Regions from separate parts of the Homo sapiens genome. Here all the other regions are linked to region 3. A link is a loop called in an ENCODE intact Hi-C map of the cell type or tissue named here. Cell type or tissue: dorsolateral prefrontal cortex. All regions are shown on one strand. Region 1 overlaps SNX9 (sorting nexin 9). Region 2 overlaps SNX9 (sorting nexin 9). Region 3 has its middle 67 kb from the start of SNX9. Region 4 overlaps SYNJ2 (synaptojanin 2). Region 5 overlaps SNX9 (sorting nexin 9).

Evidence for each region. Peaks named below come from ENCODE experiments on the same cell type or tissue, not always from the same donor. Only the 100,000 strongest peaks of a DNase experiment are listed, where the experiment ranks them.
Region 1: a loop joins it to region 3, with 10 times the contacts of the local background. A loop is called at or near these places in 20 of 110 quality-filtered maps.
Region 2: a loop joins it to region 3, with 7 times the contacts of the local background. A loop is called at or near these places in 92 of 110 quality-filtered maps.
Region 4: a loop joins it to region 3, with 4 times the contacts of the local background. A loop is called at or near these places in 67 of 110 quality-filtered maps.
Region 5: a loop joins it to region 3, with 4 times the contacts of the local background. A loop is called at or near these places in 11 of 110 quality-filtered maps.

What each region holds. Positions count from the first base shown.
Region 1 is chr6:157,944,815-157,949,814 of GRCh38, reverse strand. It overlaps SNX9 (sorting nexin 9), which reads right to left. Exons shown (of 18, transcript NM_016224.5): 18 at 4,738-5,000. Among named protein-coding and RNA genes, the nearest start is that of SYNJ2, 35 kb to the left of the region's middle. RefSeq lists a silencer at 2,422-2,471. In dorsolateral prefrontal cortex, a CTCF peak has its summit at 2,435 (motif pointing right); a DNase peak (open chromatin) is centred at 2,458; H3K27ac peaks cover 2,690 bases.
Region 2 is chr6:157,871,144-157,876,143 of GRCh38, reverse strand. SNX9 (sorting nexin 9) reads right to left here. Exons shown (of 18, transcript NM_016224.5): 3 at 2,968-3,042; 4 at 968-1,093. Among named protein-coding and RNA genes, the nearest start is that of SNX9-AS1, 19 kb to the left of the region's middle. RefSeq lists a silencer at 2,264-2,333. In dorsolateral prefrontal cortex, a CTCF peak has its summit at 2,214 (motif pointing right); a DNase peak (open chromatin) is centred at 2,243; H3K27ac peaks cover 486 bases.
Region 3 is chr6:157,753,979-157,758,978 of GRCh38, reverse strand. No RefSeq gene overlaps it. Among named protein-coding and RNA genes, the nearest start is that of SNX9, 67 kb to the left of the region's middle. RefSeq lists a silencer at 3,368-3,662. In dorsolateral prefrontal cortex, CTCF peaks have their summits at 1,948 and 2,154 (motif pointing left); a DNase peak (open chromatin) is centred at 2,148; H3K4me3 peaks cover 617 bases; H3K27ac peaks cover 1,032 bases.
Region 4 is chr6:158,069,855-158,074,854 of GRCh38, reverse strand. It overlaps SYNJ2 (synaptojanin 2), which reads right to left. Exons shown (of 27, transcript NM_003898.4): 15 at 3,061-3,253; 16 at 117-275. Among named protein-coding and RNA genes, the nearest start is that of SYNJ2-IT1, 71 kb to the right of the region's middle. RefSeq lists enhancers at 2,565-3,126, 3,127-3,690, 4,674-5,000. In dorsolateral prefrontal cortex, CTCF peaks have their summits at 2,310 and 2,511 (motif pointing right); a DNase peak (open chromatin) is centred at 2,524; H3K27ac peaks cover 4,180 bases.
Region 5 is chr6:157,896,316-157,901,315 of GRCh38, reverse strand. SNX9 (sorting nexin 9) reads right to left here. Exons shown (of 18, transcript NM_016224.5): 5 at 4,318-4,489. Among named protein-coding and RNA genes, the nearest start is that of SNX9-AS1, 5.9 kb to the right of the region's middle. In dorsolateral prefrontal cortex, CTCF peaks have their summits at 2,746 and 2,949; DNase peaks (open chromatin) are centred at 850 and 2,935; H3K4me3 peaks cover 536 bases; H3K27ac peaks cover 4,909 bases.

The sequences.
Region 1 (5,000 bases), 190 kb before region 3:
TAGGTATTTAATTTTATGTGTGGCTATTGTAAATGAGATCACTTTTTAAAGTTTCTTTTTCAGATTGCTCACTGTTGGCATATAGAACCACTACTGATTTTTGTATGTTGATTTTGTATCCTGTAACTTTACTGAATTTATCAGTTCTATAAGTGCTTTTGTGTGTAGACTCTTCAGGTTTTTTTCAAGTATAAGATCATATCATCTGCAAACGAGGATAATTTGACTTCTTCCATTCCAATTGGGATGCTTTTTCTTTCTCGTCATAGCTAGGCTGTGTTAAGTAGTGAAAGTGAGCATCCAGATCTTAGGGGAAAGGCTTTCAGGTTTTTCCCATTTAGTAATGATACTATCTGGGGGTGTGTTGCATATGGCTTTTATTATGCTGAGGTATGTTCCTTTTATCCCTTTTTAAAGGGTTTTTTTTTTTTTATCATGAAGGGATGTTGAATTTTGTCAAATGCCTTTTCAGCATCAATTGAAATGATATGATTTTTATCCTTCATTCTGTTTCGATAATGTATCACATTGATTTGTTGTGATACATTACAAATGTTGAACCATCCTTGCATCCCAGAGATAAATCTCATTTGGTCATGATGAATGATCTTTTTAATGTATTGTTGAATTCGGTTTGCTAGTATTTTGTTCAGGATTTTTGCATCAACATTCATCAGAGATATTGGCTTGTAGTTTTCTTTTTTTGATGTGTCTTTGTCTGGTTTTGATATCAGGGTAATACTGGCCTAGTAGAATGAATTTGGAAGTATTCCCTCCTCTATTTTTTGGAGTAGTTTGAGTAGGTCTCCCTATGTTTTACAACTATACTTTAAAAATACTTTGTCTTTTCAGAATCAAACCTATAAAAATTCTTATGAGAAAACACATGGAGAAATCTTTATGATAGACCTTGTAGACATCATGCTAAGTGAACTAGGTCAGTCATAGAGAATATATATCAACTAATTCCACCTATGAGGTCCCTAGAGCAGTCACAGTCACAGAGACAGAGAGTAGAAGGGTGGGTGCCAGGGTGGAGACGAAGTGGGGAATTACTGTTTAATGGGTATAGGGTTTCAGTTTGGGAAGATGAAAAAGGTCTGGAGATGGATGATGGTGATGGTTACACAACAATGTAAAAGTACTTAATGCCACAGAACTGTGCACTTAAAAATGGCTAAAATGGTACATTTCATGCTATGTATATTTTACAATAAAATAAAAAAATCTTTGTCTTAATTACCCCATGACGATGGTGCATTAGTGCTCACTGATGTAGTCAGAAATAAAAGCTAAAGAAAAATTTCACATCTAAATGTCCAACTCTTGGAAACTGGTATATAGACTTATGTGTAGGGTCATTATGAAGACTGCCATAGCATGAAAAAAACACAAAGAAAGCACAGATAAAGGATACAAAATTACATGAGACCACAATAATCAACCAATTTACATAAGAGAGATTCCCAATAGCCAAATTTGGGACAAATGAGGATCTAAAAATTATGTGTGTAAATAATTGTAATACATGGAATAACAGAAATCCATGCCTCCGTAAGATACTGAAACAAGGGAAAAAGAGCATCTGCCACCTTTGTAGGTGACTCTGTCAGGGTCACCTAGGGGGACACTTGGGAGGCAGGCCTTGGGAGTCTGTTTCAGAGGTGCTGCCCCTGGCCTGGAACCATGTCCCTGCTCTTCTCTAAGTGATGTAGGGAGGGTCCCGCAGGTGGGAAGGGCTTTTGGATGCATCTGTTTTCATCCCTGCACGCTGGAGATGAGTAGACAGCAGCTCACTGACTCGTTCAAGTGACAGGTATTGGCATCAGAGTTAGGACTCTTGGTTCCTGACAATTCAAATATCTTTACATTACCAAGTGTTTCTTCACTGGAAGGAAAGTCTCCAACCTTCTGACGATTCCCACATCCCATAGTATAAGCAGGAAATGAGATTTGTATGTGGAAAGGCAAATCAGTGCCTGGTTCGTAGCCGGTACTAATGAACGTTTAGTCAACACGTGATTTGGGAAACCAAATCTAACAGCTTAAATTTTTTTGGATTATAATACAACCTCATTGTAAAAAAAATTCAGAAAAACACGACTTTATAACAAAGATCACTCCTAATTACACCCCCAAAGAACAAATGGAGAAGCTGAATCCTTAATAGCCCATGGCCTACCTCCTAGCCCCAGTTCTGCATTTTTAGAGATTTCCCTGTCACTCTATTTCTGGGCCTCTTAGATTTTATTGATAATGGCTTTTTATCCTTATCCACAGGCATTTGAGCTCCTTCTGAATGTACCTGAAAATACCTATTGACCACAAGGCAAATAGCAGTTGTCTGCTTTAAAGCAGGGCTTCTCAACCTTGACATTACTGATGTTTTGGGCAGATAGTTCTTTATCACGGAGGCTGTGCTGTGCACTGTAGGATCCACTAGATGACAGTAACACCCCTCAGTAACTGTCTCCAGAAACAGCCAAGTGAGTCCTGGAGAGCACAAGTACTTCTGGTGGAGAACTACTGTTTTAAGGACAACTGATGGAGCTACCTGTTCCCTGCAGCCTTGGACATTTAGTGGTGGCAGCCACCTACGCCCATGCTCACCACCACCTCGTACCCAGCAGAGCAGTCCTTTCCAGCTTGCTGGCAAGCTAGCATGTTTTCAGTACAGCCAGTGGCTTCTCTCCAGAATTAATGACTTCCCCTAAGCCCACCTCTTGGCCTCCCTCACCCAGCACTAGGTACCTCCTCCTCTCAGAGTCGAGCCAGGTGGGAAGTTCCCCAACCTTTGAAGAATAGTGCTTCGACAGAGTGGTTCTTTCAAAGCTCACATGGTTCCTGGAGTCAAGCTCACATGACCTCACTCTCATTCTGTCTTCAGAGTTCTACAAATCCTACAGAATGATTCACTGGACTTGGCAATTTTTTCTAAGATATGGATCCCACCCAAAGACCTCTGAGCTTATTGTCAAGTCAGAAACGAAGCCATCCTCTCCCCATGGGGATTCATGGTCTTCAGACAACCTTGCTTTTTGTCCGTTGAATTGCCAATGGCATTCAAAACATTCTCATTTCTGCTTTGATGAAATCTCAACTTGCTTGTTCTTTTCTACTGTATGCTGACGGGGTGTGAAAGACCATTCCTCATCTTCCAACAGTCTAGGCTAGTGTATGTCTTTTTGGTGGCCTTATTCATTTATTCTGTCATTTAAAAAATGTTTTCTTACAAAAGCACCTGCTGGGTCAGGGATTTGATGTTGCCCTACTTACAAGCAAACGTCTGTTACTGTTCCATGGATACTGGCAGGGGACATGAGACAGTCTCCTGGGTCAGGGGCAAAGGACTTGATAAGCCATGACACAGCAAGTAACACAAACTCCAGTTCTCCTTGCCCTGCCAGTCCCCTGGTGGAACCTTGAGTGGCCAGAGGGTGCCTGCTCAGACAGTGGGTTTTTAGAGGAGGACCTGGAGCTGGAAAACCCACTGTTTTACAGCAAGCAGCAGGCAAGCCCATACTCCTTCCAAAACATGACCTTGTCCCTCAAGTAGCTTGCTACAGATGCAGTGTGGAGGGGCGGCCTGGGTGAAGAGCAGTCAGGGCTCTGTGTTCTTGACATAGCCAGCAAAAAAGCCAGGTGGAGTGCGAGAGACCCACGGAAAATATTCTCCCAAAAGGGGAACTCATTCTTCCTACTTGCTTGCGGAAAGGGATTTAAAATCGAACAGGTTGGGAAAATTGAGTTACACACACACAGGAAAAACAGGGCCATTCTCACCCATCACTGTTCAGTTCTGCTCAGCCATCACACCTTTTTTACTTTGACTACTTTATAGACTGTGAGGTTGGGTGTGGTGGCTCATGTCTGTAATCCCAGCACTTTTGGAAGCTGAGGTGGGCAGATCACCTGAGGTCAGGAGTTCAAGACCAGCCTGGCCAACATGGTGAAACCCCGTCTCAACTAAAGATACAAAAAAAATTAGCCACGCATGGTGGTGTGCGCCATGGGAGGCTGAGGCAGGAGAATCCCTTAAACCAGGAGGCAGAGGTTGCAGTGAGCTGACATCATGCCACTGCACTCCAGCCTGGGCCACAGAGTGAGATTATCTCATAAATAAATAAACAAGACTGTGAGATTCTGGATTCCCAGTTGTTAGGCAGGGATCTATGGATTTAGTGAAGATGTAGACCAGTGGTGCCGGGAGAGGCTGCCATGCACAGCCTGTCAACGCTGCCCACCGGGGGCGGGGGGATGGGGGGTGCCCACAGACCATCTCCCTGGGACTGAAGCCCATGACAGAAGTAGATCATGCTGTCTCTTCTCTATGTGAGTAGACCCACGAGTCTCATGGCCCCTTCCAGTATCCATGGAACAGCAACAGACTAAATTACTTGCTTGTAAGTAGGGCAACATCAAACCCCAGACCCAGCAGGTACTTTTGTAAGAAAACATTTTTAAAATGACAGAATAAGAAAATGAATAAAGCTACCACAAAAGAAAGAAAGTGAATAAAGTCACCAATAAGAAAATGAATCAAGTTACGTTGTTCCACCCAGTGCCTCTGTGAGTCATCTTTCTTGGTGACCCCAACACCTACAAACCATGCAGTGGGTTGACATCCCGGGACTGCTGCTCCTGGTGGGAGGCAACTGACGTCACTTGCTTGACAACGAGACTGACCTTTTCTTCCACCACGCCTTCATCTCTCCTCTCCAAATACTGACTTTTTTTCCACTATATTTGTAAAAGTTATGTGATTGTATGACTACAGCTCTTCTGTGGTACCTACAGGTTGATACAAATCATTAAAAATCAAAACATCAACGTATCTAAGAACCAAATGGTGCATGTGACTCCCCGGAGAAGGATATATATGCCATGTTGCCACTTGAAGGAGAATCTTCCAGGCATCAAATCCCGTGGATTCTCTTATTTTCTTTCACATTCCCTCTGCTTTTCCTCACAGTCGGCTACCACGCTCTGAGGAGCCCGTG
Region 2 (5,000 bases), 120 kb before region 3:
AATACTTGTAAGTGATATGATTATCATCAGGCCTGATAGAATTTAAAACCTTTTATGTAGTTAAAAAAAAAATCAAGAAATAACATCTCCTAAAGCCCATTCATTTCTAAAGATGTAAGCAGTTAACAATATTTTAATTCTTTTTTTTTAACTTTTTTTTTAACGTGTGGAGATGGGGTTTCATCGTGTTGCCCAGGCTTGTCTCGAACTCCAGCACTCAAGCAATCCACCTGCCTTGGCCTCCCAAAGTGCTGGGATTACAGGCGTGAGCTACTGTGCCCAGCAGCAACAATATTTTGATACCTGTCTTCTCAATTTTCTTCTTGTCACTTACTCTGTGTCATCATTTGGCAATAAATGAACTAGACAAATTCACCTAAACTAGTCAAATTTTAATTAAAATTAATGTAAAATTTCCTTGTATTCTTCTCAAGTTATCCCACTATTCTAAGTTTCCTGGAAGCAATACAATAAGAGTACCAAGTGCTGAGTGCCTGGATCTGGTAGACTTTCACAGGCACTGCTTCTACTCGCAGGATGAGGGCCTCTAGCTCTGAGAGTGTAAGCAACATGCCAGGGCCAGGGCATCTATTTCCTGATCCAGGCCGAGGCTCTGACACTGACCTCCTCAACAACAAGAGCCTCCTCTTCTTCCTCTTCTTTCCATGCCTTTATCTAAGAGGGTATTTGCAGTTTCTGGGGTCTGTGTTCATATCATGACAGACTTCTAAAAGCAACCCTCAATACCCTGCCTTTTCTCTTATAATAAATTTTGCAAACAGTCATTATCAGGCTTAACAGGTGATTTCTTTGTTAGTACCCAACAGAAATGCCACAGAACAACCTAAAAGCGACTTTGTTTTTGCTTTTGGGGAATGGCAATAGCTATAATGCATCACAAGCCTTCACAAATACGCTCTGTTTTCCGTAAAGCCAGCCACATCCAGAAGGAGGAAGTGAGACGTACCTGGTGATTGTTGCTGGCAGCCGACGAACTGGCCTGAGCTGTGCTGGCTGAGAGAGAATCAAGGAAGGCTTGGTCAGCCACTGAATTTCCACAAGAAAATTGATCTTTTCCATCACTGGGTAAAATCTGAATAGGAGAAAGAGCCGCAATTATTTTCATAGATTACGGTCACTTCAGGGAGTCTTCGAGGGCAAGCAAGAATTGTCAAAAAGGGTTTATATTCTTCAATGCTACAAATTTCTCTGTAAGCACTGCTTTTGCCGCATACTCATATTTTAATGGGTTGTATTTTCATTTTTATTTAGTTCAAACTATTTTTTAATTTCTCGAGATTTCTTCTTTGATCCATGCATTATTTAGAAGTGGATTGTTCAATCTCTAAGTATTTACAGATTTTCCATCTATCTTTCTGTTTTGATTTCTAGTGTGATTCCATTGTGGTCTCAGGGCAGACACTGTATGATTTCTTTCAAACATGTTGAGGTATGTTTTATGGCTCAGAATATGTGGTCTGTCTTAGAGAATGTTCCATGTAAGCTTGAAAAGAATGTGTATGCTGCTGTGGTTTGATGAAGCAGTCTATAGATGTCCCTAAGTGGACATCAATTTATTGATGGTGCTGAGTTCAACCACGTCCTTACTGATTTTCTGCCTGCAGGATCTATTTCTAATAGAGGGGGTTTTATATTCTTAAAGGTAAGCAAACCCAAGAATATCTGTAATCACTATTCCTTTATATAAGCAGAATCCTAGAAAATCCAATTACTGCCAATATCAACTTAAATTCTCAGATTTTTCTCAATCTTGTCAATTTGTGGGCTCCTGGATGCAAAGTGCATACAAGTAAAACAAGACTTCAACATAAGACCTACGGAGTGAGGCCAGGGGCCTGTGAATAGGGGGTTGCAGTTGTATGGAAAAGGCTGTGGTGTGTGCATGGGCACACGTTTCTGAGGGAAAGCCTAGAGATTGCATCGGATTCTCTGAGGGGTCATGACTCCCCACCCTCACTGTCTATCAACAACAGAAGGACGGCCTTAGATCTCACTCTGCAGACAGGTCCCAGGTAAACATCCTCTGGGGGGAATTCTTTTCTCCTGGAGGTGAACCAAAGGTACCTTTATTCTTGATCTAGCTCCAGTTGTACTCACAGGGCATCAGGAAACCTTCGCTTCTTTCTGTCACCCAACATGAAAGACAAGCTTACCAAGAACCTTCGCTCGGTTTGGAGGGACCGAAAGACAACCAGCAGGGGGCGCCAGGTGGTTGGCTCAGCTTGGGGGTGTCCCAGGCAGGACCAGCCCAGGCTGCTGTGTTGCTCTCCTGGGTATCCATCCTAACAGCTCTACCCAGGAGATCCCCACAGCAGCTCCCCCAAGACACCCCTCTGTCTATGGGAATGGGAGAAGGAACTGAGATATGCACTTAAAAAAATCTATTTAAACTGTGAGTCTATTGTACAATAAACAATATTATAGATGGCAGCAATATCAGCAAAGGAAAAATACGTTATATGTGTCATATTATAAATATATATCTATATTTATAATTTATATAATTTATAATACATTTTATAAAATTTATATATTTTGCTTATAAAAATATAAATATATATTTAAAATGTATATATTAACAGATATATTGAGATATAATTTCATATATCTTATTGAATTTATACAATTTATAATATATATTTATAATATAGATAATATTAGCAAAGGAAAAATACTAACTTTTATTCAGACCAATTAAAAGTTGCTATCCCTGGAAGAAACTTAACCTAAATATCTGTAGTCATTCTTTGAAGCTTGGGTCTACAGGTAATATTTTTCTTAGTTCTATTTCAATGTAGTTTCCATATTTTATATAGTTAACATTTATTATATTTACAATGGAAATTTTGTTTTGCAAAAAGTTGCTGACTTCTTGTAAGTTGATAATTCATAAAAAGATGCCTGGCAAAGATGAGCTCTAATGAATGAATGACAGGAAGCTCTTACTTCAACGTAGTCTGTGGGAACCAGCCCTCGTTCTCCTTTGATGTTTCTTCCTTCCAGCCATCCTCCACCTACATCCTAATAAGTCACCAAAAAAAAAAAAAAAAGAAAAAGATTACAGTTGAGATTTCCTGGAGAAATTTTGTGTGGAGGAATTGTTATACATAAAAAAAGCAATTAACATTAAGCTTTTCATTCCTAGAGAACACCGTTCAAAATCTTAAATTCTTAAGCCTTCTCTTTACTTCAGAAAATGATGTAACCTAAAAACAAGAAAAATCAAACTTCAATAATAAGTGATCAAAGATTGAAAACAGCTGATGATTAGATGACCCTCATCTTGTCTGTGTACTGGTCTGCGGCAGATAATAAAAGTGGCTTGCAGCTCTGAATGTGAAGCGGTGGGATGCGCATCCCAGGCCTGGAATCTGCCCTCTGCCACCTCGCTGGTCAACAGAATCAAGTGGAAATCCTCCAGGGAATCCAGAACCTTGCCTCAAGGGCTTCTGCACACTTCAGCTGACTCTTCTGGCACCCAAGTCGCTATACGAATTAATGTGGGTTGCTAGATGATGACAGAGACCCAGTCTCCCTGTTGCCCCATTCAAAGCCAGCCAACCCAGAGAACTGGCAGACTCATGAGTGAGGCTACCTTAGACCAGTCAGTCCCCAGCAGGGTCCAGTGATTGCAGACACACGCAGTGCAGCTCAGGAGAACCATCAAGCTGACTTGTAGATTCCTAAGCAGTAACAAATGGTTACTGGGTTAAACTAGTAAGTTTTAGGATTGTTATGCAGAAAAAGTGAACTGATCCATGGTTCCTCAGTTCTTCTGGATAAATAATATTAATAAACTAAGTAATAAAGTAGAACTCTATATCCCAGTATTGCCATTTCAATCTATGATCAAAGGAAAAATTGTAACTTTTATTCAGAATAGAAGTTGCTATCCTTGGAAGAAACTTTATCTAAATATTAAACTATTAATGTTGATATTATTATTAATTATTAACAATGTTAAGGGGCAGGTCCCACTTTCTCATCTTAACATAGTAAGAGTTTTTACAGTTTTAAAATAATGCCCTAATTAGTTAATAATCTGAATCTGAATAATCACATTCTCTTAAAAAATCACTTTAAGCCACAACTTTTGTCACTTTCTGACCACAATAGCAACTTGAGGACAAGTTGCTATTTTACCAAGAAAAATTAAATACTTCAATAAAGAAATTAGATGAGGCTGGGTACAGTGGCTCACACCTGTAATCCCAGCTACTCGGGAGGCTGGGGCATGAGAATTGCTTAAACCCAGAAGGCAGAGGTTACAGTGAGCCAAGATCACACCACCTCACTCCAGCCTGGGTGACAGGGTGAGAGCCTGTCTGCAAAAAAAAAAAAAAAAAAAAGGTAAGACTGAAGAATCTTTAATCTCTGCTATGATTAAAACTGAATCTATTTAACTTATACACATCTAGCATTTTTAAAAATTTTTAAAAATTATTATTATACTTTAAGTTCTAGGGTACATGTGCACAACGTGCAGGTTTGTTACATAGGTATACATGTGCCATGTTGGTGTGCTGCACCCATTAACTTGTCATTTACATTAGGTATTTCTCCTAATGCTATCCCTCCCCCCTCCTCCCACCCGACGACAGGCCCTGGTGTGCGACGTTCCCCGCCCTGTGTCCAAGTGTTCTCATTGTTCAATTCCCACCTATGAATGAGAACATGCACACCTAGCATATTATACAAAATTACTACATAATCTTTTTCTACCCAGTGATTTTCTTTTTTTTGAGACACTGTCTCATTTTGTCTCCCAAGCTGACATGCAGTGGCACCATCTTGGCTCACTGCAGCCTGGAACTCCTGGGCTCAAGTGACCCTCCCACCTCAGTCTCCCAAGTAGCTGGGATTACAGGCACGCACTACCACACCCGGCTAAATTTTTGTATTTTTTGTAGAGATGAGGTTTTGCCATGTTACTAAGGCTGGTCTTGAACTGCTGAGCTCAAAGCGATCCCCCTGCCTCG
Region 3 (5,000 bases):
ATGCCGCTGCTTCCCAGATCCCTGCCTTCAGTTCAGGTCTCCCTGTTGAACTCAGGTCTCATCTGTGCAACTTCCTGCTGCACAGCTTCCTGTGACCATCTCTCAGGCGTCTCCTACTCAACAGGTTCCATCATCCCTACCTGTCTTGCTCACGCAGGCATCCATGCTAGCGTTCACCCCATAAATACTTCTCAGACACCCATTACCTGCTAGTCACTACACGTGCTGACCATACAGCTGTGACTCAGCCACAGTCCCACCCTCATGGGGCTTATCCAGGGGACATGGTGTCACCATGTGCCCAGTGACCCCAGCCAGAGCCTTCAGTCATCCTTACCCCTGACCTCTCCCACTTACCATTGTTTAGTTGGTAGATTTGATCTGTTCTTCTTCCTGCCCAACTCCGGAAGCCTCCCCTTCCTCTGCCCCCACCAAGAGTGTCTTTTCCCCAGGCCCTTGTCATTTTGCTCTGGGATCATCGGGAAGCTCCTCACTGCTCTCCTATCCCCAGACTTGCCGCTCTCGAATCCATTCTCCATGCTGCTAGAGTAATGATATTTCTGAAATCACATTTATGATATTGCCATTTCCCTGTATAATATTCTCCCAAAGACCCTCATAGCATTCCATGTAACATCTAGCCTCCTTGGCATGGTAGAAAAGGCCTTTTAGGTGACCTGGCCTCATCTGCTTCTTTTTTCTTTCTTTTCTTTTTCCTTCCTTCCTCTCTTTTTTCTTTCTTTCTTTCTCTCTTTCTCTTTCCTTCTTTCCTTCCTTCCTTTCTTCTTTCTTTTCTTTTCTTTTTTGATAGGGTCTTGCTCTGAAGACCTTGGAGGCTGGAGTGCAGCAGTGAGATCACACCTCACTGTAACTTTGAACTCCTGGGCTCAAGTGATCCTCCTGCCTCAGCCTCCTGAGTAAGTGGGACTACAGGCATGCACCACCATGGCCGGCTAATTTTTAATTTCTTTTTGTGGAGACGAGGTCCTGCTATGTTGCCCAAGCTCCTCAAACTCCTGGCCTCCCCATCTGCTTCTTAGTCTTCTTGTTACCATTCCTCCTGAGACCTACGCTCCAGCTGTGGGGACATTTCTCAGGCCTACCCCCTATGCTGGTGCCAACCCCTTCACCCAGAATCCCTCCACCCGACGCCAGCCCTAGCCCCTATTCCTTTCTTTGATTGCCTGCTCCTAGTCATCCTTCAAAGCTTGGTTCAGCTGCAAGCTTCCCAGTATGGCTGTGCAAGGGGCATTGCAAAGAGGTGGAGGGTGCCCTGTGCACATCTGAGGTCACTGTAGATTATGACAATTTTCTGGTACATAGTGATAAAATGAATGGTGCCACTGAGGTCATCAGCAGGGCAACTTCTGTCACTTCCTCCTGGAAATGTTCACTGGCCCTCCCAGTTTGCGTTGGGTGACTCTTCTCTGTCATGGCCATGTCATACCAAACTGTGACTGTTTATTAGTATCCATGCTCTTTTGGAGGATGAGCTCTTGGAGGACAGGACCGTGTCCTTCCCTTCTGTATACCTGGCACAAGAACTGATGGGCAGTCCGTGAAGGTTTGTTGAGTGAATGAGCGTGTCCCCGGTAACAGAGTGCCGTGGATAAGGCCCCAGGATCCTGAGTTAGAATCCTGGTGCTGCCTCTCCCATGCAGGGTGACTTAGACACAGCACTCCACAAGTAGCCACCCCATACCTCATACAAAGAGTATGGGGCTCAAGTGAGAAAGTGGCTGCCAAGCACTGAGGGAATGCATGGTGATTCTTACGACTGAATATTTTCCAGTGCTGAAGCTGCTTCTGTGTTGTGCTTCCTAGTCCACTTTTCTGGACTCCCTCTCTCGGTTTGTTTATTATTATTTTAATCCTCCTGAGTTTTACTAGAGAGGCAGCACCATCTTGGTAAATATCTTAACTGCCAGCTCCTGGTGGGGGGAGGGGGTGGAAGTTGAAGTGGAATTCAGTGCAGTGATGTGTGAGATAATGGAACACACACACATTACAGCTAAAGTCCAAGGGAAAGGCTGTCAGAATTAGCTGGATTCTCCCGGCGTCCTCTCTGCACCGGGGCTTGCGATCTGGCCCTCGGCCGCAGGTTGGCACAGCCTGCTTTGTTGCTGAGATGCCCAGTTTCCTCTCGCTCCTGCCCTCTGCTGGCCGGAATCAGATTCTTTCCCGCATATTTGACTCTGTTGCCTCTGGGGATCCGCCTGGGGATCCGCCTGCGTCTCGGGGGCCTGGTTTTCTTTGCTTATTCACTTGCTTGCTGGAGTGTCTATTCCCTGCTTGCTGCATTAGAAGCTATGGGGTACACAAGTGATGCTGGTCCTCAAAGTCCACCTTCAAGGAGCAAGAAATTTGGATAATCTTGGAGAAGCAGAAGCCAGGACCTCAATCCAGAACTCTGTGCCTGGAGCAATGAAGGAGTTATTGTCCCCAGACATGGCACACCAGATTGCAAATTTATAAAGACAGGGAATCATACTTATGTAGAGCTTCGCAATTTACAGAGCACCAAGACATACATTTTCCAATTTAACTCTTTTTTTTTTTTTAGACAGAGTCTCACTCTGTTGCCCAGCTAGAGTGCAGAGTGCAGAGGAACAATCACAGCTCACTGCAACCTCCACCTCCTGGGTTCAAGCAATCCTCCTGCCTCAGCCCCCCAAGTACTTGGGTCTACAGGCACTTGCCACCACGCCCAGCCAATTTTTGTATTTTTTGTAGAGACAGGGTTTCACCATGTTGCCCAGGCTGGTCTTGAACTCCTGACCTCAAGTGATCTGCTTACCTCAGCCTCCCAAAGTGTAGGGATTACAGGCATGAGCCACCATGCCTAGCTAATTTAACCCTTTCAAGCAAACCACTGAGGATGGTATTAATGAAATAAAATAGAAATTGTGTTGGGAGACTGACATTTACTGTCATCAGATGTGATTACTGGCAAACATCTTGTTAGTCAGCTGATGTTATGTCTCACCTCAAAGGACACACTTGATGGGTGGGTGGGGGAAAGCCAGTAAGCCAGGAGTTTCAAAGGAACACTGTGTGGTCTGACCCACACTGTCTTTCCGTAGCATCTGAACTTTCTGTCCCTGCCTCTCCAGCAATGTCTGAGAAGATCAAAGTCTGAGGAGACAGATGTGACTCCTGGAGAGGCATCCAATGGGTAGTTCTCCACTTCTGCCTTGCAACCGTGATCCCAGAAATTCTGAAAGGGCACTTTTAGGATTAAAAGCATTTAGCTTCGTTTCTTCCTTTGTAGGAATGGAAAATCAAAATCACTCTGAAGTCGTGGTTTCTTTTAAGATGCAAAACAACTCCTTTCAAGCCATTGCTTTTAAATCTCTCACATTCAAGCTTAAATCAGTGAGTGACATTGTCACCGTATAATCCGACTGAGTTAAATCGAATAGTGGGAAAGTGGCCTTTTCTTTCTTTAATCTTTGACAAAATAAGGCAAATTCTAAAATTATGCCCAACAGTCTATCAGTAGTCTTTGTTGTTCCACATGTTCAAAGAGAAATGTCTATAAACTCTCAGCTGGTGTTTTTCTAACCCGGAGGCATTCTCTTCCCTACCAGGAAGGGAGGAGTGACTAACATATGATGCTGAGAGAGGCCACTAGGAAAGAGATGGCTGAGAGGGAGAATTTCTCCCGGTGTCAGAGGCATGCGAACCAGAGCAACTCCATCTTGAATACAGAGCTGGGTAAAATGAGGCGGAGACCTACTGGGCTGCATTCCCAGACTGTTAAGGCATTCTAAGTCACAAGATGAGATAAGAGGTCAGCACAAGATGCAGGTCATAAAGACCTTGCTGATAAAGCAGGTTGCAGTAAAGAAGCCGGCCCTATCTCACCAAGACCAAGATGGCCACGAGAGTGACCTCTGGTCGTCCTCACTGCTACACTCCCACCTGCACCATGACAGTTTACAAGTGCCATGGCAATGTCAGGAAGTTACCCTGCATGGTCTAAAAAGGGGAGACATGAGATTCACCCCTTGTTTAGCATATCATCAAGAAACAACCATAAAAATGGGCAACCAGCAGCCCTCGGGGCTGCTCTGTCTATGGAGTAGCCATTCTTTATTCCTTTACTTTCTTAATACACTTGCTTTCACTTTATTCTATGGACTCACCCTGAATTCTTTCTTGCACAAGATCCAAGAACCCTCTCTTGGGATCTGGATCAGGACCCCTTTCCTGTAACACCTGCACTGCTATTCCGACCATAGTCTTGGATGCTTTGAGGTTGTGATAGCTGCACAGGTGAGAGGGAGAGCCCTCACTCAGAAATTTTGCTCTCGAAACTCAGAGGCACAGAGCAGACTTAGGACGTGCTGATGTCCACGCTCACAACATGCATGTTGCTCAGTTCATACAATGTGTGACGCACGTCAGACAGACCCACCTTCAACAAAGCACTTTTATGTCTCAAAACAGGAAGCATCCAAAAAATGCAGCCACCCAACTGCTTCCTTCCAGTAGAATCCTCCTCTTGTCCAGGTTTCTATCCTATCTGTGCTTCCCATTTTCTGTCCTAGAAGTGAAACTGCCTTTGCAAAATTATGACTGAGACAGTGAGAGAGATCTAACTTAACCGACTGCATCTTGCTTCTCACCTCCAAGCTGTCTGTGTTCATTCCTGGGCGTAAGCTGAACTAACTTTGGGAGAAACTTAGTTTATAGTTTAAACAAAGACACTAATAGCTCTTTGCCAAAGCAGACCTCCTTCTTGCTTGGAGACTAGATTGCCTTTGTAGGACTAACATTAGCCACAAGATTAGAAATTATGATTTAGGAGTCGTGCAGCTGGAGGCTACAAGATTCTGACCCTCCCTAAACTGCTCCTAGAAATCAGTGCTTGAGATATATTTGCAGACCCTGCACTTGATGGATCAGCTGGCACCACCCCATCAATAAACTGGCTCACCTGATCTTGTGGCTCCCACCTAGGAACTGATTCAGCACAAGACAGCTTTGACTCCCCA
Region 4 (5,000 bases), 320 kb before region 3:
TTGGAAACAGTGAAATCCACTCACGGAACTGAATTTGCTGCACCAGCCTCTACATCTCACAGATGTCATTCCATCTTGGAGCAGCTGCTAAAAAATGTTTTTAAAGCACAACTTACTTTTCCACTTGATTTCTGTAGCTGTAGTTGATCAAATTCCAGAAGTTTCTTCCAGTCTTGGCGTTTAACAAAATAGAAGACTTCTTCATAAGTAAGATCAATGCGGTAGTTGAAATCGCCACACCAAAATACATAATCATGAGAAAAAACATTTCTCCCCTAAGTTGAAAAGAAAATCATAATCATTCAGCCCATCTTGCAAGGAAGGTGGGAGAGAGGAGAAAAACAAGCTCACTGGGGCAAGCAGGAGTATTTTTCTCAAAATGCTACTTAGAAAAAAGAAAGTTTTCTACTAGAGCATCTTGTTTTTCACTCATCCCATAAAACTATGGAGGAATTTTTACATGGCTTACTTTTTAATTTTAAATAATAGTGTTTCTGAGTGGTTTGAAGAAAGCTCCTACCCTAAACGGAGGAGAGCAACATGGCCAGCATTTCCTCCATGGATCCCCGTCCTGAAGATCAGATGCACCCTTACTTTGGAGTGTCTACTCCTAGGAAGCAGCACCCAGCATTCAGCGTTAGGAGAATGAGGTTTCAAAAGAGCAGCAGAAATGCTCAGGATGTGCACCTTCATGTAACTTCCTGAGCTTTTTCAGGTGACCCTTCTCCATCTCTCTCTAGCTCCTCCTTCCCATCCTGCCCAGTCCTAGGAGCCCACGGCCCCAGCTCAGCCCCGGAGAGCTCCTGGGGTCCTTGCCTTCCCTGTCTCTTCCCCAGGAATGGGGAAGACAATGACAGCAGCTGCTGTGGATCAACTGTCCGCAAGGGCTGGGCTCTGTTCCAGGTGCACAAAGCAGATACCACCAGCTCTCTCTTAGATTAAAAAAAAAAAAACAAAGTTCAGAAACAAAGGCACTTGCTGAAGGTTACACAGCTAGTGCATGATACAGATGGGATTTCAGCTCCCATCTGCCTAGCTCCAAAATCAGCTTCTCTTCTCCTATAATATGAGGCATTTCCACTCCCCCCATGACAATAATCTGGACAGAAGATTAAACAGGTCCCAACCAAATAAAATGAGCGTCTAGATAACACTGTCAGACAGAACTTTCTGCAGCACCGAAATGTTCTCTGTGCCATCTGATGCAGGAGCCACTGGCCACATGGATACTGATCATTCTCACTGTGGCCAGGGAAAGCAAGGAATTTTAAATGTTATTTAATTTTAATTAATTTGAATTTAAATAGCTACTTATGGCCAGTGACTACGGTATCAGACAATACCAGTGTAGAATGTTGGCCAGGCACCATGGCTCACACCTGTAATCCCAGCACTTTGGGAGGCTGAGGCAGGCGGATCACTTGATGTCAGGAGTTCGAGACCAGCTGGGCCAACATGGCGAAACCCCATCTCTACTAAAAATACAAAAACTAGTTGGGCCTGGTGGTGCACGCCTGTAATCCCAATTACTCAGGAGGCTGAGCCAGGAGAATTGCTTGAACCTGGGAGGTGGAGTTTGCAGTGAGCCAAGATCATGTCACTGCACTCCAGCCTGGGTGGCAGAGTGAGACTGTCTCAAAAAACAAAAACAAAAAAGAAGTGTAGAATGTTAATAGGTCCCTCAATATTTTTATGGTAGAAAAGAACTACATTATAAATCCTTTAATTACTTATTATGTATCCCAAGTTTACTATGTCAAAGTAGCACTTTTTTTTTTTTTTTTTTAGACAGAGTCTCGCTCTGTTGCCGAGGCTGGAGTGTAGTGGTGCGATCTCAGCTCACTGCAACCTCTGCCTCCTGGGTTGCGATTCTCCTGTCTCAGCCTCCTGAGTAGCTGGGATTACAGGTGCACGCCACCACGCCTGGCTAATTTTTTTTGTATTTTCAGTAGAGGTGGGGTTTCACCACGTTGGCCAGGCTGGTCTCGAACTCCTGACCTCAGGTGATCTGCCCGCCTCGGCCTCCCAAAGTGCTGGGATTACAGGTGTGAGCCACTGTGCCTGGCCCCAAAGTAGCTATTTTTAAGTGAGAAGGGTTAGACTTTTTTTTTTTTTTTAAACTGCATTACACACAATTGAAAATTTCCCAACTCGTTTGTTTCTTTTTTAACATAAGAAATAAACAACACCAACAGGAATTATGGCACTTCTTAATGAAAACTAAGGAAATTTTGCCTTGAGTGCTCGTGCAGCCCAGTAAAATGGGACGTCAGTTTTAAGGATCTGTTCTCACAGGGAAGAGCTCTGTGACCCAACCCACCACCTCTCAGACAGTGGAAGATTTTGCAGCAAGAACAGCTGAAGTCTATCCTCACTTCGGGAAAGAGGTGGCCTCGTGTGCACCACACGCTGAAGCTGTGCCCGGGTAGCATCTTTGCACAGGAAGGAGAACATTAACGTCTAGATTTGAAAAGAAAATCCTCCAGTTTCAGAATGAAACCCTCCGGACCGCCACGAGAGGGCAGTGTGCGGTTCGCTATTGCAGCTTCGAGGACAGGCAGGATCTGGGCTCCTTGGTCAAGAACCGTGTTCCCAGTCAAAAAGGGTCCATTGGTCAAAAGGGTGTGCTTATCTGAGCCACCACAGAAAGTACATGTGAAGACTGTGAATCTCAGGAAGGTGGAGTCTTAGGCTGTGTGGATTCAAATGCTCTTCACCACTTGGACAGGACAGACCACGGACATGGTTTTCTTCCCTAAACCATCACTTGAATTAGAAAATCAGAAAATGCACACATACAAATCCAGTGGCCATGCAGACACTCAGGAATTGTACAGCAACGGGAAATGCTGCAAAGCTGGCCCCCTCCAGGCACGTGGCTAACCCTGCCCCAGGTCAATTCCATGGAGGGACATAGCCCTCTCCCCCTCCCCCAGCGCTGAGCCCTCCAGGAAGGGGCCCTCCCTGTGGTTGTGTCCCCAGTGCCTGGCTCCTATCAACAGTCACATTTGGGACTGAGCTGAGCAGGGAGGTGCTGGCTGTCCCCACGGCGCCGCTCACCATTGGGAAGCAGAGTTTCTGGGTGATCTCCTTGTAGTCTTCATTCCGCTCCTTCACCTGGGACTGCCCGGCCGTCAGGTGACTACATATGAAGCAGAAGCTGGTGCTGTGGAACTGGAAGCGGATGCCGACGGCGCCCTTGTTCCCCGCCTTGCCCCCCATGCCCGTCTTCACTGTGTCGATGGCTACGTCCCTGGAACAGAAGGATACGCGCATGCCGTCGGCTCCTGAAGGAGAAGTGTGACCCTGCTTTGCCACAGAGAAGGGCCCAGCAGCAGCTCGGGACCTGCTGCTCTGAGTGCTCCAAAATCATCAGCTCAACACAGTGGCCACCGTGGCCGTCATCGACTCCTGGTCAGGAGGCCGCCTCCCTCCTGCTGCCCACCGCTGCCTGGACATCTCCCCCACACCCCAACTGGGAAGTGCTCACTTGAGCACCCCATGAAGCCGAAGACAGGGCAATGCCTGCATCCGCCCAGGTTCTCACTGCCACCAGGAGCGGCGCAAACATCACCACCCACCAGCCCACCCCACTCCTGTGCAGCCATCACGCCATGCATGGGAGGTGTCATCTGGGCAATCAACACATTTTTAAATTATTATTGTTATTTTGAGACAGAGTCTCGCTCTGTCACCCTGGCTGGAGTGCAGCAGCGTGATCTCAGCTCACTGCAACTGTGGCCTCCCAGGTTCAAGCAATTCTCCTGCCTCAGCCTCCTGAGTAGCTGGGATTACAGGTACCCACCATCACGCCCGGCTAATTTTTGTATTTTTAGTAGAGGCAGGGTTTCACCATGTTGGCCAGGCTGGTCTCAAACTCCTCACCTCAAGTGATCTGCCTGCCTTGGCCTCCCAAAGTGCTGGGATTACAGGCGTGAGACACCGTGCCCAGCAATCAATGCACTTTAAGAGCTAGGAAACGGGCAGCTGTTTATGCTGGGCTGGGTAGATGGTCTCAAAAGGACTTTTATGCAATGCCAGAGCCTGCTTGCATTCAAATGCCCACTTATGACGCATACGAGTCCATAGAAACATGGGCTGCAAGCACATTTGTTAACATTTCCACAGCCATGCCACAGACTGAGGCCTGCTGGTGCATCTGCTCGCTGGCAGACAAGGTTGGGGGGATGACTGATGGAAGGGGTGTAGGCGGAAGCAGCTCAGGGCTAAAGGCACGTGAAGCCGAGGACACCGAGCCTGGGAAACCTGGCTCTCCTCAGCTCTGAGCCCTTTCTCAAATGCTTTACCTCTCACCCTCACCCCGCCCTTGCCTTTAACCTTTACTAACCTTCACCTGCTAACCTAGGACACTGCCAAGCTGCCCAAATAACACAAGCAGAGGGACAGGGACCTAAACATCTTCTGAAAGTCAGAGAAGAGGATTATGGGCAGCATAGTCTTAGTCTCCAGGTGCTGCAGGGGTGTACCCGTGGTGCTCTTGGCAGGCACAGGCCCTTCCCGGGACCCAGGGGCTCAGTGGGGAGGTCAGTTCAACGCCTGCTGCCAGCTCGCCGAAAGGCTGGTGGAAATTCAAAAGCCATGGGTAGGCCCAGGTGGTAAGATGAGGCCAACCACAAGCTGGGGAAAAGATGAGTTCCTCCAGCATCCAAACACCCACACCCACACCCCAAGAGGAATGCCGCCCCTAAGCTCGCCCCCTTTCTGATGCTCACAAAGCATGCACCTTGGAGAAATGACAATGAGGTCACAGTTGTAGAGGCCCACACGTTCTACTTAGAATTCTTTTAAAAAGGGACAAAAGAGTTGGCATTTCCCAGTGAGTTACTCAGCTCTTGGTCAGAGGTTTCCTGTCTATAAGATTCCAACAAGGAACCCTTTTCCTTGCACGGAATTGAGCTTGGGCGATGACAATCATGTAACACCCTTTCTAAGAGTTCAGCTTCCTGAGTTAGACATTTCCCATGGTGGCTTTTTAATCG
Region 5 (5,000 bases), 140 kb before region 3:
GGAAACAATCAAAATGAAAAGGTAGCCTATGGGCTGGTGTAGGGAGACCCCCTGAAACTATTGCTATGGAATAAAAGATGAAATGCTCCTGATTATTGTAAATACAAAATTGCATGCAGGATTGTGTAAAGACAGTGCCAGGTGGGACTGCCAGAATGAGCCAACAGCATGTGATGTGCTTCCCCCTGCAGAGAGCCTATGAATGGATGTGCAGTCAGGGAGGTTTCACATCACCAAGATTCCTATCCCAGAAAAGCAGATATTCATAGCTCTGGGAATGGAAAGTGACCCTTGTAAAGAGCCTATAAACAGACACATGGGGGCACCGTCCATATGGATAAGATAGGGCTATAAACGCCCTCATCTTGCCAGGGCTCTTCTGGGCCTCTTTAGGGTTAAGGCATACTCCCTTCTGAGAATTTCTGGTCTAACAGGTTGTCTAGCTTCACGTCCTGTTTCTACGGATTGTTTGTAACCAGCTTTTGCTGCAACTGTTACTGCTGATTAATATCTTGCTAATCATAGGTTATGGAAAGACTGTGTTTCTGTTTTAAGGCTCTGTCAGAAATTACTGATGCATACACTATATTGTAAATTCTTATCTCTGTATACTGTACTTCTGCATACAGATGTTATGTTAAAGAATTACTTCATCCCCATGTGACCATCTCACCTCATAATCAAATGACCCTAAATCCCTCACTAACCTACCCCCGCCCTCACTAAACTTAATAATAAATGCTGGTATATCCAGTGCATTGTTGGCACTGCAGGACCAGAAGGCAGTGACCCCCCCGGACCCAGCTTTCGCTATCTTGTGTGTGTCTATTATTTCTCAACGGGCCGATCCGCCTGGGAACACAAAGAGAACCCCGTTGCATTGCGGGCTGCTGGCCAGATCCCGCAATAGGCTGGGAGAAAATATTTGCGAGCCATGTATCTGATAACCTGTTAATATTCAAAACATATAATGAACTCGCACAATTCAATAGCAAATAAAAAAAGCTCAATTAAAAAATGGACAAAGGACCCAAATTGACATTTTTCCAAAGAAGACCAAAAAATGGCCAAGAGGTATATGAAAATGCACTCAACATCACACACAAAGAAAAATACCACATGGATCTTATTTACATGTGGAACTTTTAACAGGTCTTTAAAAAAATCTAAAAAACTTATAGAAGCAGAAAGTAGAAAGGTGGTTACCAGGGGCAGGGAGACGGGGAACTAGGGAGATGCAGGTCAAAGGTACAAAGTTGCAGTCATGTAGGATAAGTCTAGAGATCTCATGTACAGCATGAGGACTACAGTTAATGATATTGCATTATATTTGGGAAACCTGCTGAGGGAGATTTTAGGTGCTCTTACCACACACACACCCACAGGCACGCACTTGCACATATACACGCGCACACACACACACTTAGGTAATCATGTGAGGTGAGGGATATGTTAAGCGCTTGGCTGTAGTAATGATTTCAGTATATACATGTATATTACAACATCACGCTGTATACCTCAAATATAGATAATTTTTTTTTTGAGACGGAGCCTCGCTTTGTTGGCCAGGCTGGAGTGCAGTGGCGCAATCTTGGCTCCCTGCAAGCTCCGCCTCCTGGGTTCAGGCCATTCTCCTGCCTCAGCTTCCCGAGTAGCTGGGACTACAGGCGCCTGCCACCACACCCGGCTAATTTTTTTTCTATTTTTAGTAGAGATGGGGTTTCACCGTGTTAGCCAGGATGGCCTTGATCTCCTGACCTTGTGATCCGCCTGCCTCGGCCTCCCAAACTGCTGGGATTACAGGCGTGAAAATATAGATAATTTTTTTAAAGGGCTGTCAGTCCACATCACTTCAGATAAATGCAGACTGTAAGAATGTTAAGTGGTACACAGTAGAAAAGACTTCTAGAGGCCTAGACACTGATAAATCTAGTCTTATACATTTACAAATAAGCAGAATACCCTTTAATTCTAGAGGCTTGGGGAGGACGAAAGGGACGACAGAACTTTGAAAAGCAGCTGTTTAACACTAACAATAAAGGGGAGAGAAGGGCAACGAGGGGGACATTAAAAAGACCGAGTTGGGGTGTGGGAGAAAAAGATGAGAGTGAAGAAGTAATTAAGCAGCATCAGTAGCTACTATTCTGACAATAATCCCCGTGTCAGATAAGGTGCTGTGGGCTCTCCTCCTTCTCCTTCCTCCCCTGTGGGCTCTCCTCCTTCTCCTTCCTCCCCTGTGGGCTCTCCTCCTTCTCCTTCCTCCCCTACTCTAACGGCCTGAGTGTCCTTTAGTGTCAGGTCCTAAGAGTGCCATTATGGAGAAGCCGAGAGACAAATGCCAAATGGGAGAAGAACAAACTATGAGAAGGATGTGGGCCAAGTGACCAGAGAGCCAGACCCCAGGAGTCTCCCAACGCTTCTACCCAGCCCACACCCCTGGTCCTGCTGACAGGCAGCTCCTGTCTATGACTGCCAGCCTTCAGCCGGGACCTGCACCCTGCTTTGGGCTTACAAGTGAGGTCCTTGCTGTTTAGAACAGACATTCAATTCTTGGCCCAATGTGCTTACAGAGGAGACAGGGTTCAGGAATTGTTAAAAAATAATGGGAGACTACCTTCTTATTTAATTTCAGATCAGACATAAATACCCTTAATTCCCAAATTATTTCCCATTCCACACATTTCTCTTCTGCCTCAGTATTTCTATTCATAGCCTAGTCAAACAGGAAGTTAAAACAGTGAATGCAGAGGTCTTAAACCAGCAGGATGAGCCACATCCCATCCACATACACGTTTCTGGCTCAAGATTTTAAAACAAACGTGTTAGCTGCTGAGATGTTAAAATCAGAAGGTGACAAATAACCAAGACTTCTCATCTCTCTGAAGATGTGGAGATCAGAACGTGGGCTCAGCTTCCCTGCAAATGCAGTGATCCACGGGCGACAGCAGGGGCCCTCAGCCTTCTGCAGCCTCCACCGCCCATTCTGCTTTTACTTTACCAACCCAGCGTTTGAATCTGTGACTTCACACAGATAAGTAAGACTGAACTAAAGTTAGAGTTAATGACCATCTACAATTGAATCCAGGTTTGCTACTAGTGAATAAGGGCAACTGCAAGCAGTTCTTTTGAATAAAATCTATTTTCAACTCAATGACCCAGAGTGGTATTGTGAGGTAAGAAATAGCCATCTGGTCTGCGTCCCTAGTTCCCGGCACAGAGCTCCTAAAACTCTTGTAACTTCCTGAATGTTAGGTGTGCAAGGTGTATCTTTTGTTCTGATATTTGGTCTCTGACCCTGGCTCCTGACACAGATCTCCTAACCCTTGGAATTTCCCGGGTGGTAGGAGCATCTTTTGTTCAAATGAGGTGACTCCTGGTGGGATGGGGGCTGGTCAACAGAAGGACCAAGCCAGGATTAGAAGCTTGGAACTTCCAGCTCCACCTCCCATTCTCTGGAAAGAAAAGTGGGGCCAGAGGTTGAGTTAATAATCAATCATGCCGGCCAGGCATGGTGGCTCACACCTGTAATCCCAGCACTTTGGGAGGCTGAGGCAGGTGGATCACCTGAGGTCAGGAGTTTGAGACCAGCCTGGCCAACATGGTGAAACCTTGCCTCTAATAAAAATACAAAAAATCAGCCGGGTGTGGCGGTGGGCGGTGGGCTCCTGTAATTCCAGCTACTCAGGAGGCTGAGGTGAGAGAATCACTTGAACCTGGGAGGCGGAGGTTGCAGTGAGCCGAGATTGTGCCACTGCACTCCAGCCTGGGCAACGAGAGCAAAACTCTGTCTCAAAGAATAATAATAACAATAATCGATCATGCCTATGTGATGAAACCGCCGTAAAAATCCTTGAGCTACAGGAAAAGAGATTCTGGGGTGCTGAACATGTAGGGGCACCTGGGGCAGGGGGGCATGGAAGCTCTGCGTCCCTTCCCCATGCCTCGCCCTATGCATCTCTTCATCTGGCTCTTTATTTGCATCCTGTAAATTGAGCTTTGTAATAAACTGACAGTAGTAAGTAAAGTGTTTCCCTGAGTTCTGTGAGCCGCTCCAGCAGATTAATTGAACCCAAGGTGGGAGTGGTGGGAACCCCCTTGATCTGACTCCAGGTAGACAGTGTCATGACTGTAGGACACTCAGCTGGTGTCTGCTGCACAGCTGCTTGGTGGGTGGGGCAATCCTCCCTTCCCATGCTGTGGTCACAAAACTGTTCTGTGTTGTGCTGAGTGTGGGAACAGCAAAAACAGTTCGGTCTTCCCTGTCTCTCCCACTCAGCCATGGGCGGGCAGGGTGGGACCTTGCACCCCTCTCCTCACCTGGTCCTTGGTAGGCCTGGGGGTGGCCGAAGGCAGTGTCCCAGTTGTTGGGAGTGTTTGTGTTTCTTTGGGCTCCAGCCCCCTCTGGCTGGGCCCCCCAGCCTTCTGAGCTTTCCCAGTTCCCAGATTTGGAGGCACTCCAGGCTGACCAGGGGTCATTGCCACTGCCAACCTATTGAGAGGGGTAAAAAGAAGGAGAATTTTTGTGACTTTTGGAAACCATGACTCAATTCAATAATGAACTGACACAATTGAATACAACAGGAGTACTAAAAACAATTAATAGAAATGTATTCAAAACAATTTTACATACATAATATTTTAATTTCCAAACATGTAGGAAAGCACAAAAGGTAGCATCAATCTAATTTTACTGATGTGAACACATTTTACCGTATTTGCTTAGGAACTTTGAAAACAGCAACAAAGAAACTATTAGATGCAGCTACAGCCCTCTCTTTCTTTCTCTCCAGAAGTAACCACTACTTTTCTGAACCTGTATCCATTCCTATGTGTGTTTTCATACTTCAGCTGCACATGTACACATTCACAAACAACTGCTTTATATTTTTAAAATTGACCTAAAGGATGTCATACTGTATGTATCTCTTTGCAAGTTTTCTTTTTCCCACTCAACATGAGGACCTATTTCTAACTGCTTTATAGCGATCTGTTGTATTTTT